Regions from separate parts of the Homo sapiens genome. Here region 2 is linked to region 1. The links are chromatin loops, found by intact Hi-C in ENCODE. Cell type or tissue: breast epithelium. All regions are shown on one strand. Links, peaks and the distances in the headings refer to the core of each region. The heading gives the core; the rest is flanking DNA.

Region 1 (2,812 bases), core at 79-2,578:
AAGCTGAGGACCATGATGGCGTAGGTAGGTTTCCCTTTGTTTTATTTTTTAAATTTTTAGTAAAGACAGGGTCTCACTATGTTGCCCAGGCTAGTCTTGAGCTTCTGGGCTCAAGCAACCCTCTCCACCTCAGCCTCCCAAAGTGCTAGGATTACAGGCGTGAGCCACCGCGCCCAGCCTGTAGGTTTCCCTCTATCTTCCTATCAATACCCAGTGGTGTTATTTGCAGTGGGTTTCTCAGTCTCAGTGGGCATCACCTAACCTTTCCATACATTTGTTTGCTGCTGAATCTCTGCCCCAGTTTCGTTTCCATGGGGCCAAGAGACTTAGGTACAAACTCCCCTGTTTGTTTCCTCAGCTCCCTTGGAGCCAAAAGCTCCTGGTGGGGATGAATGAACTGAAATCTTGGAAGGTTCATTAACTAATTAACATTCGTGAATGCTCATAAAACCTTCAGAATGAAATAATAATGCAGGGCCTGAGGACATGAAATATTTTGGGTTGTACCTTGATAGATAGTTAAGGGCTATTTTATTCTCTTTAATATTCTCTTTAAGCATACACTGACTTCGAATTGAGGCAGTCTCTTTCTTGCTCTTATTCTTTCCTCTCTCTCTCTCTCTCTCTCTCTCTCACACACACACACACACACACACACACACACACATGCAACTCACAGATTTCTTTAAGAGTGCAGTGAGTGGAGAATTGTAAATGCAGCAGATACTAAAGAATGTGTTATTTGGTATTGGACTGCATTATGTTGCAGATGTTTGTTACTAAATGCAAAAATCTAGATTTACAAAACAGATCAATGGGTAATGAATTTGCAGGGAAACTGGAGAATGACTATGCCCTTTACAATAGGCATTGCCATACGTTTGCTATAAACATAAAGTCTCCTTACTGGATTTAAAGTCTGATCAATTTACAGATACTTGTGCAAGCGTGAATGGAGCACACCCACACAGGTGCATGCACTGTATTCCCTCTCCCCATGCCCCTGGATGAGTTACTTACCAACCGGCTGTGCTCAGATACTGAGATGCTGCTGGGATGCACTGCAAGGCTCACACACTGGCTGATGCTGGCAGCAAATCGATTAGGTTCCCAGGCCTGTTGGCATTTGTCCCTGCGGGAGCACCTGCCATAAACACAGATTCACAAGAGGTCAGGCCTCTGGGACCCATCTGTTTGGCTCCATTGTCCCCTGGGCAGGATGGGAGTTTGCTGCCCTGAGGCCTGTGTCCTGTCTTCTCAAGAAGACTTTTACTGTACTCCGGAGGGCCTTGGTGACTCTCAGACAGTCTCCGTCGCAGTTAAGGACAGACTGAGAGGGAAGAGGATTAATCCCCAACATGAGAGATCCAGTTTCGACACAAAGAATTAACAGTGGAGGGTGTTCAGGTTCTTGATGTCTTGAACAAAGAATTGGACAAAACGCACAAACAAAGCAAGGAAGGAATGAAGGGATTTATTGAAAATGAAAGTTCACTCCACAGTGCGGGAGCGGGCCTGAGCATAGGGGCTCAAAGGCCCTGTTATAGAATTTTGGGGGAGTTTAAATACCCTCTGCTTGGAGTATGTCTTATGTAAATGAAGAGGATGAAGTAAAGTTACAAAGTCATTTACAGCCAGTGTACGCCTATGGAGAGGATATTTTCTGTCAGAGCTGAAGTGTGAATCAGCCTTATGTTCCCTGCCTCCAGACCCTGTTTTCCTGCCTCAGAATGACTCTGTTATTTTTGTTTGTTTGTTTTTTTGAGACAGAGTCTTGCTCTGTTGCCTAAGCTGGAGTGCAGTGGCAGGGTCTCAGCTCACTGAAAACTCCACCTCCCGGGTTCAGGCAATTCTCCTGTCCCAGCCTCCTGAGTATCTGGGATTACAGGCGCCCACCACCGTGCCCGGCTAATTTTTATATTTTTAGTAGAGACGGGGTTTCACCATCTTGGCCAGGATGGTCTCAAACTCCTGATCTCGTGATCCACCTGCGTCAGTCTCCCAAAGTGCTGAGATTACAGGTGTGAGCCACCGCACCTGGCCCTAGAATGACTCTTTACAGCACTGTGGGATGCTGAGACCACAGAGTGAGGGCAGCCTGTGGGACCTGAGAAGCAGCACAGCCATGGAAAAGCAAATGAACTTTGGGGCCAAAGAGCCTGGGTTCCAACCTCAGACCTGTTACCTACTAGCTGCGACCCCTTGGACAAACTACTTAATCTCTCTCTGCCTCAGTTTCCTCAACTGTAAAAAAAAAATAAGGATTGGCCAGGCATGGTGGCTCACACCTGTAATCCCAGCACTTTGGGAGGCTAAGATGAGGAGGATTGCTTGAGCCTATGAGTTCAAGACCAACCTGGGCAACATAGTGGGACCCCATTCTAAAAAAAAAAATTAGCTGGGTATGGTGGCACACGCCTCTAGTTCCAGTTACTCAAGAGGCTGAGTTGGTTAGATTACTTGAGCGCTGTAGTGAGCTGTGATTGCACCACTACACTCTCACCTGGGTGACACAGTGAGACCTTATCTCAAAGAAAAAAAAAAGGAGGAGGAGGATGATAATACGTATTTCACAGGGTTGGTGTAAGAATTAAAGGAGTTAGTGCTTAGAAAATGGCCTGGCGCATAGTAGGTGCCATGACAGTGTTAGCCCTTATAATATTAATATTAATGATGCTGATAATGATTCATATTATCATTTTCCTCCAGAGAAATTTTTAAGAAAATAGGAGAGGGTCTTGGCAGTGTGGGACAGTGTGCATATGATCTTGTGGGTGGATTAATGGCTATTTGAAGGCAGTGGCCATGTTTT
Region 2 (2,812 bases), core at 311-2,810, 150 kb after region 1:
GTGCTATATGGGACAGAAAAGAAAGATCAGCAAAAGCAGTTCTCTTTTTCCATCATTCCCTTCTGGCTTTCCTCCTCTTTCTCTCTGGGGCTGCAGCACTGATTTTCTGGAATGGCTTCTTTTGACTTAGAATCAATCAGTGCTGGTAGGATGAAGGCTGCTGTCTCCATTAACAACAGCAACAACAGAACTAAAAAAAAACTCCACCTTGGGAGTCGGGAGACCTGGGTTTGATTCCTGACTCTGCACTCCCTGGCAGTGTGACATCACATAGGTCACCTTCCCTCCTCTGGCCTTGGTTTCCCCACCTGTAAAAAGCAGGAATTAGCTTTGATGCACCCTCTACTCCCCAGCACAACCGCCAGCTTGCTATGCTGCCGCCCTTCCAACTCTCTCCTTGGAGAACGGTGGAAGGATGTTGACGCCAAAAAAAAAAAAAAAAAAAAAAAAAGGCTTCTTTTAATGCCTAAGAAACTCACTGCCTAAAAAATCAACGAGGGAGTGCAATCCAGGGACAGAGCTGAGAAATAGGATTTTGCCTTTGAATTATCCCAAGTCGGATGATTTCTCTCTCTGCCTGTCTTTGATAAACGCTCCCATTCAGGGCTCTGGTGTTATGAATCTTTCTGAGTCATGGGTGGCTATAGCCCCTTCGATCCATTCAGCTGACAATATTTCCTGACGTTTCAAAGGCCAAGAGCATAGGACAATCCCGTAGTGTCTCTTTACCTTCTCTCTTCTTCCCCATCCCTCAAGCTCCAGCCTCCACTTTTTCCTGTGGAATTCCTACTTTGGCATTGTTGCACAAGGTCGTGATATGACAGCAAACCCAGCCTTGGCGATTGCCCAGGGTGCGGGAGCCCCAGCTCCTGGTCTCCTGGAGAAGCCGGCAGAAAGCCTTCTGTGGTCTCTCCAGGACATCACCCACCCCTGGTGGAATGACAGGGAAGTTTCCTGGCTTCAGAAAAGCAGGGCAACCTGGCAGCCGCCCCCTCCTCTGCAGTTATCAGTGTGGTTAATAATTATTACCCTGTGTTAATCACGACAGCGGAAGAGTAGCAGGCCGTTATTTCGAAATGATCGGCTCCAGTCAATGACTACTTATGACAGCAAAAGGGAAACATCAGCTCCGGGGAGCCCCCATGTAAATGGGGAGTTGAAAGAAAGATCAGGAATAATGGAACGTGTGTTTAGTTCCATTTTCCTCCCTAAAAGGGCCCTGTCAGAGTAATTTCCCCTTCCATGTACTATACCTCTCCATTATTTACAATATCTTCTTGGGGGAATAAAACAACGCAGAACCGCTCCTCCTCATCTCCCACCCCCTGCCTCACCCTCCCCTCTCCCCACCCCCATCAATTGTGTCTCTTTCTGGAGTTTGGCAAACACAGCTACTTTCTCCTGCTGTGCTTTCAGTGGAGCTGAAATGACTGTGGCTCTAGTTATTTTTTTCCCTTAATCATTCTTTTTCTTTCTTTTTTGCAGGAGAACATTTTCACGAAGCACAATCACAGAAGAACAGAATGTCCTGATGTTTGGGTGAGCAGCATGCATTTCTTTTCTTTTTTTTCTTCCCCTTGAATAAAAATTACACTCCACAACCATAATATCAGAGGGCTAAAGGCCATCTTTCAAACTTTCTCATAATCTTGCGCTACCCTCTGTGCTCAATCTTATTTCTGACAGCCCCCTCCCTACCACCCCGGGGTGTAGTGGTTCCTTGAAGATACTAAGTTCATTTCACTCCCCTGAATCTACGCTCATGTTAATCTTACAGTCTGGAATGTGGCATTCCCCTGCCTCACTTCCCACAGTCATCCAATGCCTGAACAATCTTTAGGACCTTCTCAAGGTCCATCTCTTTTAAGATGCCATGGCGCTTTCTGTTTATACAGAATTTTAAGGATTTGTACACTAGCTTCTTTTCATTGTGAACTTGTAACAGATAAGTCATTTAATAAATATATGTTGAAATATTTTCACTAGTGGTATCTGCTTTTTCAAAAGAAACTCATTTCAGAAATGAGAGAAGCAAGGATACTCAGAGAGCATAAGTGACTTGTAGATCACATGTCCAGGAAATGGCAGAGAAGTTACTGGAACCCAGGTGTTTTAATTTCAAGTCCAGCATTCTTTCTCCTCTGCTGCATTCTGACTGCAATTCCCTCTGACCTCTCCTTTTGCTAATCAGTGTGCTTAATTTGGGCACTTTGCTTTCTTTCTTTTTTTCTTTTCTTTTTTTTTTTTTTGAGACAGAGTCTCATGCTGTCGCCCAGGCTGGAGTGCAGTGGCGCGATCTCAGCTCACTGCAACCTCCGCCTTCCAGGTTCAAGCGATTCTCCTGCCTCAGCCTCCCAAGCAGCTGGGACCACAGGTGCCCACCACCACGCCTGGCTAATTTTTGTAATTTTAGTAGAGATGGGTTTTCACCATATTGGCCAGGCTGGTCTTGAACTCCTGACCTTATGATCTGCCCACCTCAGCCTCCCAAAGTACTAGGATTACAGGCGTGAGCCATTGCACCCCACCGGGGCACTTCACCTTCATCTTTCCCACTAGATTGCAAATTCCTTAAAGGCAAGGGCTATGCCTTATGTTTCTCTTGCACCTTCCATCTGAAGTGAAAGTTTTGTATTAATTCCCTATAGCCATTGCCCATCCCAACTTTTCTTCTCTCTGTCAAGACTGGCACACCATCATGGAGTCACACTTTGGAAGATCTTTGTTCTGATGCTGGGACCCCTGTGGGCCTGGGATGGAAAACACCCATGATCTCTGTTTCTCTCTAAGGCTGACACCAGGACCCATCCAG

Evidence for each region. A loop is a pair of places that touch in the nucleus more often than their neighbours do. Peaks named below come from ENCODE experiments on the same cell type or tissue, not always from the same donor. Only the 100,000 strongest peaks of a DNase experiment are listed, where the experiment ranks them.
Region 2: it touches region 1 in a loop (17-fold over the local background); 34 of 110 quality-filtered maps call a loop at or near these places.

The regions. Positions count from the first base shown.
Region 1 is chr1:208,097,826-208,100,637 of GRCh38, forward strand. It overlaps PLXNA2 (plexin A2), which reads right to left. Exons shown (of 32, transcript NM_025179.4): 6 at 1,021-1,144. Among named protein-coding and RNA genes, the nearest start is that of LINC02767, 140 kb to the left of the region's middle. In breast epithelium, for the core only: no CTCF peak of the experiment used is centred there; no DNase peak of the experiment used is centred there.
Region 2 is chr1:208,251,644-208,254,455 of GRCh38, forward strand. It overlaps LOC105372889 (a long non-coding RNA gene), which reads left to right and starts at 1,099. Exons shown (of 6, transcript XR_922509.2): 1 at 1,099-1,184; 2 at 1,486-1,539. In breast epithelium, for the core only: no CTCF peak of the experiment used is centred there; no DNase peak of the experiment used is centred there.